Linked DNA regions of Homo sapiens: region 2 is linked to region 1. Evidence: chromatin loops called from intact Hi-C (ENCODE). Cell type or tissue: PC-3. All regions are shown on one strand. Links, peaks and the distances in the headings refer to the core of each region. The heading gives the core; the rest is flanking DNA.

Evidence for each region. Hi-C counts contacts between places; a loop is a spot of excess contacts. Peaks named below come from ENCODE experiments on the same cell type or tissue, not always from the same donor. Only the 100,000 strongest peaks of a DNase experiment are listed, where the experiment ranks them.
Region 2: it touches region 1 in a loop (4-fold over the local background); 1 of 110 quality-filtered maps calls a loop at or near these places.

The regions. Positions count from the first base shown.
Region 1 is chr6:14,732,632-14,737,132 of GRCh38, reverse strand. No RefSeq gene overlaps it. Among named protein-coding and RNA genes, the nearest start is that of LINC01108, 450 kb to the right of the region's middle. RefSeq lists a silencer at 732-811 and enhancers at 4,124-4,243, 3,085-4,284. In PC-3, for the core only: no CTCF peak of the experiment used is centred there; DNase peaks (open chromatin) are centred at 2,152, 2,662, 3,512 and 4,102; H3K4me3 peaks cover 1,766 bases; H3K27ac peaks cover 4,000 bases.
Region 2 is chr6:14,538,023-14,542,523 of GRCh38, reverse strand. No RefSeq gene overlaps it. Among named protein-coding and RNA genes, the nearest start is that of LINC01108, 250 kb to the right of the region's middle. RefSeq lists an enhancer at 1,800-2,370. In PC-3, for the core only: no CTCF peak of the experiment used is centred there; a DNase peak (open chromatin) is centred at 2,043; H3K27ac peaks cover 1,893 bases.

The DNA of each region.
Region 1 (4,501 bases), core at 239-4,238:
AGTGACCGGGATCTCCCTGAGGGTAGGAGGCAGTACGTTGTTTTTCTTTGTGTCTGCAGCACCATTCCCAGTGCTTGGCTTTTGGTACATGGTGAATGAGCAAGTGTGAAAGGGGATCACATAGTAGGCAGAATAGCATGGGGAAGAGGGTGAACTACGGATTTGAATGAGAGCGTTATTGACAAAAATGAAATAATACAGGCTCTTCTATATCTTCCAATTGAAGGGACATTCCTATTGAACCTTTCTATGTATACACCCATAAACAAGGCTCTCACTTTGAGGTCCCATGCAGTTCCTGTCACTTTAAGCACCTTGGGAAATTCCAGTGAGTTGAAAGAATTCTGAACTTTATTTTTCCTCTTGTCCTGTATTCGTAAGACTGGTCTTCCTTTGCTCTCCCCTTCCTTCATTCTTTCTTCTCCTCCCCTTCCTTCATTCTTTGTTCTCCCCTTCCTTTTTTTCTCACCATTTTTTCCATCTAGGTCGAGGACTAGTTTGTTGCCCAGGGAATTACAAAAAAGTGGTGGCCAAGGACTAATCCTCTAGTAGTCTTATTCTTCAAGAAGTTGAAGAAAAAGTCGAGTGCCCTTTCAATTCCTACCCTTCTCTGATTTATCACTCTGAAAGTAATGATGTTCAGCTTTCTTGCTCTAGAGGAATGATTCAGGTAAAGCCCCACTGAGGGCAAAAGGTAATCTGTACCAGGTTTCAGAGTTACCAGTGTAATCAATCAAAATGTGTCATTAAGCCCCTGGCTGCGTGTTCTCCAAATGGAGTCAGTAACACCCAACCCTTAAGCTTATGGGTTAGGGGGACCTCCCCACCCCTCCCTTCTGTTTCACTTTGATGGGGTCCACCTTGGATAAACTCTCTGGTGCTAAAAAAGTACTGAGAAGTGACAGAAAGTTGCTTCACATCTACTCTATTTTTCAAGAAAAACATTACTATTTTCTCTGAATATGGAACCACCCCAGTGCTTCTGTGAAGTGGAGCTGGGTTATTCAGAGGCCCTTTCTGGTTTTATCTTGTCTTTCACACACTTGGCAGGACAGGTATTCTGATCTCCAGTGCATAACTGAGGACAGAGCACATGGAGGGCAAGAGACCTTGAATAACTATAGAGCTGCTTAACTCAGCACTGGGATAGGAATTCAGGACTCCCTACTCAAGGTCTGTGCCTCTAGCACTAGTCCACACCAAGGGCATTTCCTTAACGGTGGAGATTTTCTTCATGAGTACATTCATTCCCCTCAGACTTAAAAGTTGTCACAAATCCCAAAACTATACAAAGCATGAGCATGGCATTGGTGGCTGTGTGTGTGTGTGTGTGTGTGTGTGTGTGTGTGTGTGTGTATGTGCGCTGGGGGCAAGGGACCTCAACCCCACAGAGACTTAGCCTTACCTGTTGTAGGTAGCTGATGGGAACATTTGTTCCCTGCTGTCCTTGTTTCTATTGGGGACATGTTTCCATTGAGTAAATCCCCTGGCCGCCTGCATCCTCTCTCTCCTTCACTTCATTGGAGGAAGAGGAACTTCAGTCGGCCTGGGAGAAGCAATGGAAGATGTACGCCTCACCTATTCCTTTCTCTCTGGGAAGAGCCTGAGGAAAGTAAACATCCTCTGCCCCTCCAAGCCTTAACTTTTAAGTGGTAAATCTCCATGTTGCAAAGTTTCTGTTTGCCATCAGTGGTACAATATTAACAAGCCCAAGGACCTGAAATGATAGCCACCAACCAAGACTTTGTCAACTTAAAAGAATGGTGATATTTTCCCTCTATCTGCCTGATTCCTATTCCTCTTAATTGGCTCAGAAGTTGGGCAGGAAAGAGGGGTCCTATTTATTGGGTACCCTAAAACCCCAACATAAGGGAAGTCTTTTCTGGTTTCCTCTGGGAAACCTTAGGTTCAACAGTGGCCTGTTGTGGATAAAGATCTACTCTTGGGGGTGACCAAGGATTTGGGGGCAGGAATTTGGAATGAGAACCCAGGCAAGCTGAACTAAAATGCTAACTGGGCAAGGGTGTCCTGTCTCCAGTTTGATGACCAAGGGAAGGTCCTGACTCACTTGGGGCTTATGAAGGGTAACAAGGGGGACTTCTCAGTAAATCAACCACTCACTCTTCATGTGACAGTAAAAGCAGTCATGGAACAAACAAACTTCCTGCCAAGGCTCCTTCTTGTTACCGCAAACTTTCAAGTGTGAGTAACCATGTGAGCAAGGGGGAACCCAATAATTACTAGAATAATTCCTTTGTGTGTGCTGAAGTTCAGTTCATATCTGACCTCCCCAGCCAAAAGTAATCTCTCTTCTCCAGACTTCTACGTCCAGTATCTGGAACTTGCATTTGAGACTTACTATTCCTGACTGGCTTTATTATTTGCTTAGTCATTGTGGTGGTGGTTCTTGCTTTTTGTGCATTTTATCTCCAGTCCCAAAGATTTTAAGTTTATTAGGCATAAGGACCATGTCGTATATCTCCTTGTATTTTCCCTGACCATTCAAGGGCCTAGCATAACATTTACTTGCATTTGGAAGTGTGGAAATAAATGAAGACCAACCAAATAAGAATAAGCACAGGCTGTTTATTCAGAGCTACTATCGTTTGTGTTTTGGCAGAGACTCAAATGCGGGCAGAGGAGTGGGAAAACTTCATAGTAGAAAAAAGGGAGGCTCCAGGTATGTGCTGATTGGAGGCTGTTGGTGTGGGAAGCTGGAGGTGGTTCACTAGAAGCACAGATGCCTATGTGATTGCTTAGGGTGCATATTTGCCTTTCTCTGGTTTGTCCTAAGTTGGAAGCAGGGACAAAAATCAGGGAGGCTGTCCATTGTCAGTCAAGTTCTGGCCATTTGGAGCTGATTCTTACAGGGGTTATTGTTTGGCTTCCTAACTTGTTGATAGAGATAGTGGTTAGACTTCTAGAGGTCTGGCTGATGATAGCAGGCTGGCTTCCTGGGCCGATTGCTGTTGCTAATGGGTTGGTGTCCTGGGCTGGCTGCTGTAGATTGTAGGTTGGAGTTGTTTTTAATTATGGCTTGGCCGTTGTCCATTTGTATATTCAGTCTCTTGGTGAGTATCAATAAATCTTGCTTGATTAACTAATAGATTGTTCTGACTATGGGTTGAAGCATGCCCTTTGAATTAATATTATTTCTCTTTCTCCTCACTGCTTGATCAACTGTTTGACAGGTATTCTCCATTTGATTTTTATAACATGACCTTAGAAATAGCGCAAGGGAGAAGGAAACTTGCTCCATTTTTGCTCCTTTTCTTAATTACCTCTTTACAGACCCTATCTCCGAATAGAGTTACTGTCTGAGGCTCTAAGGGTTAGGGCTTCAACATTTGAAGTTTGGGAGGCAGTGGGGCATAATTCCCCATCATACTCTTTGAGGGCCTCATTTAACTGAATATGCTCAGATCTATCTCAACTCAAACACACTCTGAGCCTTTGGCCTGGATGCATCCAAAAGAAGTGAGTAGAATGCTCAGGTGGCCTGTGACTTGCCGTGATTCACTGACCAAACACGAAGGAAGTGGAGCAGATGGTCACGCCATTAGAAGGCAGTCTCTCCTCAGGGAAGTCAGTCTCGTGGATTCCAGTGGCCCTGAGAATCACGATGCTAGTCTTCAAAAGAATAAGAAAGACCGATAAAAGATTGCTTCTGCTCTAAGTTGAAAGTGGCTTATGGCAGCTTCTCTCACCCCATTGACCAAGCCCATTCGCTAAAGCCCGTAACAAAAGGATTTTCCCCCCTAACATTTAGAAATGGCAAAAAGCAAAGAGATGAATCATCAAATAGGCAGAACGCTCTTCCTACACCTCTTTTACCTGAGCAAAAACATGACTTCCTGAAAGAGTACAAAGAGAGAAAATTGGTAGGAGATGACTAACAGGGGTGACTGTGCTGATGCAAAGAATGTCAGGACAGCATGAACTTTAGAAACAGGCAAGGTTAGATGCTGAAACGGAGGCGGGTGAGCACACTCCCTCAGGAAATCAAACTCAGGGAGAACCGTGAATAAAAGGCTCCCCAGAAAAGACGTGAGTGTGTAACTTACTTGACATTTCCACCAACGTGCAGCAGTGGGTTGGGTATGATGGTTCTAAATACCCAGTGACACATATTTACAAAAGAACTGTGTGGTTTTATTTTAAATGACAATGTCTTCTTAATCACCCCTCCGTACTGCCTGTCTGCAGCACTGCGAGTCACCAGGGTTCTGTCTTGGAGGAGCACTGTTTGGTCATGAGTCGTGTGCTGGCAATGTCTGGGAAGTGAGGGAGGGTCAGCAGCTCATGACCGTAGGCTCCAGGGAGAGCAGGAAGCTCTGCAGGATGCATGTGTTATGGGTTGAACTGTGTCCCCTAGAAAGATATGTTGAAGTCCCCACCCCCAGTACCTTGAAATGTGACCTCATTTGGAAATAAGGTCATTACAGATGTAATCAGTTAAGACAAGGTCATATCGGGGTAGGATGGGCCCTTAATCCAATAT
Region 2 (4,501 bases), core at 238-4,237, 190 kb after region 1:
CATTCTCATTCCCACCTCTACATCTGTGCCAGGGGTGATCGGCTCAGAGTAGCCTTCCTTTTCTTTCCATCTAAATCCTCTCCCTCTTTTGTAGCACAGTTCTGGTTTCACCTCTCCTGGTCACCCCATCCTCCCTAGTAGCTTCAGTTACTGTCCCCTGAGCACCAGAGGACGACTGCTATGCCAAGCCTCACGTGGCTGCCACTGAGGGCCACAATAAAGAACTCACAGGCTTCCTGCTTTGCTTAGAATGTTTTGTATTTAGGGATATCTATTATACAGAGGCAGTTCGTGTTCTTCCCTCACCTACTATATCCATTAAGTACTCTGTGCCCAGATTTCAACTAAGTTTTCTTGCTATAAAATACTAACAAAAGAATTAAGTTATGCCCACATGGTGCTACCCTCCTTTAACCTCAGAAACCATGTGATATTTGACTTTGTATCTCCAGTCTTGAACAGAGACTCAGAAATATGGTAGACACTTAAACATTGATGAATGAACGAACCAATGCATGGTTTTGTGGTAAGAGATTTTCTTCCCCTCTACATGACCACATTTTCCATCTCGTGAAGCTCAATTAAGATGGTTGAAGATACAGACAGGTGGATGTTCAGGTTTCTTCACAGCGTTCCTGGGATCATACTCGAACCTACAGGACTCTCAGCAGAATCCTGGATACAGGCACACCCTTGCTATTTTCACAGAAGGTGGAGAACTGGACCCTATTTTCCTTTTCTTACCCTGCTTTCTTGCTTTTCCCGGGGCAGAGAGAGGTGTTGAGCATTCTATAGGTACATTTTTTGATATCAGGCCATTTACAGTCTATTGTCCAAAATAAGTGGCCCACATGCCTCTGACCCTCAAGGGACTTGTTCTGGTTGCCTTACCCGTACATTTTAGTGCTTGGTCATATTCCGTTTAGAATGTCATGCCTCATTCTGTGGTCTTTCGGCTGGTTTTGTTTATTGGCTGTTTGTTTTGTTTTGCTTTTTTCTTTTATTTTTAAGGGCATTCTTTCTGATTAGGCAGAAATTCTCAGAAGGCATGCATTGAACTTCCCACTGTCTTCATCAGAGCTGAACATAGGCCTAGGCAAACAGCAGGTGCTCAGTAAAAGGTTGAACCAATGGAATCAAACAAAACCCTATCTTTCTAATTCATCTTCCTCCAAGCTTCTGCGATGACTAAGTCCAGGATGTAGCAACATAATCCTGAGTGTGGATTTTTAAAAGGGGGAAAATGAGAAGAATGGCAAGGTAGACAAAGATAGCAGGCACAAGATGAAAATACCAAGACTGACACCCACCCCACCTGGCCCTCAGCTCCTGATGAAAAGAAACCAAAGCCCTCGGATTCACTTCAATTGCTCTCTGGACCTGAAATGACTCCCTCCCCCAGGCCTGTAGGAAAATTCAATTAAAGGGTCCATCTGCGAGGCAGCAGCTGAAGGGGAATGACAGTGGGGAGGCCCACATTTTCATAAAAAGCTCTTCTCCTCCTAGCCCGCCCCCTCCTCTATGCACCCTCCCCTGCTTGCTTATTAGGCCCAACCCTTACCTCTAAACTGCAATTCTCTCCAATTAGGCGGGCTCAGAGGAGCAGCTTTCATCTGCTCCTTTCAAATGCGCGCACGGGAAAGACTGGGTACATCCCACAGACACGAGGCTTGCTGGGAGAGAGCGAGAAAACCCGCAAAAATAGCCCACAGAGGCTGGGAGCTAGAAGCCCCCTAGCCCAGTTAAGCCCCCTGCCTCAGTGGGCTTAGTGGCCGTGCACTGCTGGGCATGAGTTCTGCAGGCCATCCAAACCGAAAGGCAAGACACTAGTATTAATACTACTAATAATAAAAAATCACGACCAGGCAAGCTTTCTGGGCTTCAGTGAGAAACAAAGAGAAAGGCAGAAGGGAAGGATTAAATGGGATGACCTCCAAAACAAGCCTTCACCCTCCTGAGCCTTCTCACCCACAGGGCTGCCTGCCTGCATTAGTGTTTGTTTTGGACAAAGGGAGCCGGGCCACGCTGCTGGCCGCAACGATGGTGGCTCTGGCCAAGGGGCAGGTAAGAAATCCACCATCCTGTGACTCACTGTCATCTGGCAGGGTTGACTGAGGCTATTTTAAACATGAAGGATGGCCCTTCCAGGGAGTGAGTGCCTCTTCCTTCTGTCCACATTCCCTTCAAACCCACCAGTGCTCATGACAGTCCTGTGGGGCAGGACTGAAGCACAATCTCCACAAAGTCCTCCCAACCCTGAGCCCCAGAATGTCCTGCGGTACCCTCTGAGGACTTCTTATCTACCTTGGCAACTTCTCAGGCCTCCTTCCCACTTCCTTCTGCCCCCTTTTGATGATCCGTGTTGAGAGAACATAGGTAAAAGGGCGGCTCATTGCCCTCCTTTGTACCTAAAGCTGGAGGAAGCAGAATCTGGCACATGAGAGTTGACTTAACATAGGCCCGTATGAGGCTGGGCGCTGGGACTGGTGTACATATTTGTCTGCTCGGGATTTTTGCCCTAACAAAGCACCACAGCCTGGGGGGGCTTCAGCAACAGAAATGTACTTTCTCATGGTTTTGGAGGCTGAAGCCCGAGATCCAGGTGTCCACAGGCTTGGTTTCTCCCGGGGCCTCTCTCCTTGGCTTGTAGGTGGCATCTTCTCCCTGTGTCCTCGCGTGGTCTTCCCTCTGTGTGTGGCTGTTCCTCCTCTCCTCTTCTTATAAGGACATCTGTCCTCTTGGGTTAGGGCTCCATCCTAATTACCTCGCGTTAACTTAATTACCTCTTTAAAGAACTTATCTCCAAATAAGGTCACATTCTGAGATACTGAGGCTTATGACTTCAACACATGAATTTTGGGAGGGTTGTGGGGGAGACACAATTCAGTCCATAACAGTATGCCTTGGTTGTTCTGCCTAAAAAATGACCTATTATTTACCACTTTAATCACAGGACTTCAGAAGTTTTAGGGCTTCGAGGAGACATCAACTTTTCCAAGGACTGGAGCCTTCTAAGGAAAGGTCTTCACTCGTTGGTATTAGTGTGCTCCCAATTTATTAAGTGTAAAATAGAATTGGGACACTGCTCATAGCTACTATATAAAATGAGATAGAGAGGATCCTATCACGTGAATTCTATTAATTTAATCAAGACATAGTCCAGAACATCTATTTCTGGCCCTGAAGTAGCTAATGTACCTCAAGGATACATACAAATGGAGTAAACTCACCTCCCTTTCTTGGTCAAAATCCATCCAGGTCCCACCAGCCTCTTGAGACCCCTCATCATCCTTCAAATGTGGCCTCGTTCCACCTTTTTTTTTCTCTGAGCCTTTGCACAGGTTGTTTCTCCTTCTTGAAATGTCCTTTGCCTTCTTAGAACTGCAGAGCATTACAGAAGGAAAGGGGAGACTAGATTAGTCATAAATATTCTCTGGCTTCCGTTCTGAGAAGTCGGCTGTCCTCTCAAATTAGACATTAGACTAGAAAGGCTTAAACTCTTTCATTCTTCCAAGACTGTCAATGTCATGGGATTCCAGGGAATGCCTAGCCCACATTTCTCTCTTTTAAATGAGGGGCTTATGCAGACAGGCCTTTGATGACCGTGAGCTCCAGCATCCTGGTCACCCTCTTTCAACAGCTTGGGCCACACTCTAAGCTTGACTCCTCTGGTGAGCTGGGGCAGTGGAATGGCTAGAGATGAATGAAACAGTGAAAAGTGATATGGTTGGTGTGATGTTAATGATGTTTGTTGTTGTGATAGTGTTAGAATAAATTATTTTTTATTTTGGCGTTGTAAGTGTTCAGTATACTTAGTAGTGCTATCAATTATATTGAACACAGATCATAAAAAGATACTCATCTGGTAAAATATTAACAGTATGGTTTGGCAACTGTAAGTATGTTGAGCTACAAAAAAACTACAAAATCTATTCTGTTGATTGCGTTCATGGGAAACCAGAGTCTGCTAGAATTGTGTGTGTGTGTTTTTATTTATGGCTCTTTTCTTCCTTTTCAAGCATATCACCTGCTAGTCTTCAAAAAAAATCTCACTCCCTGGAAGAACCCTAGCCTTGGAACAACCTTTTTCATCCTGCCTCCATATCCCATTTTAGTTACTTATTTTAGAAAATAATTTGTCCCCCTCTTTTCTGGGGATTAGCATGGATATAGGGATTATAAAGTCCCAAACTGCATCCCCAGTTCTGTCGTTTAACTGGGCAACTTCTGGCTTGTACTTACACTATTCTAATTATGTTTTATGAATTGGGCATAGCAAGGGCCTTGGTCTTCCCTCATTATTTGTGTACCACCCATCTCTCCAGATCATATAAACCTCCCCTCTGAGTATGCTAATATAGCGGTGCATGTTATCTACCCCTTTGGACATATTCAAGGAAGGTGTTGTACTATGTTTATCTATTGATGTTACAAACAGCCTCAAAATCAATGGCTTATACCAACAACCATTTATTTGCTCACAATTCTGCAATTAAGCTGG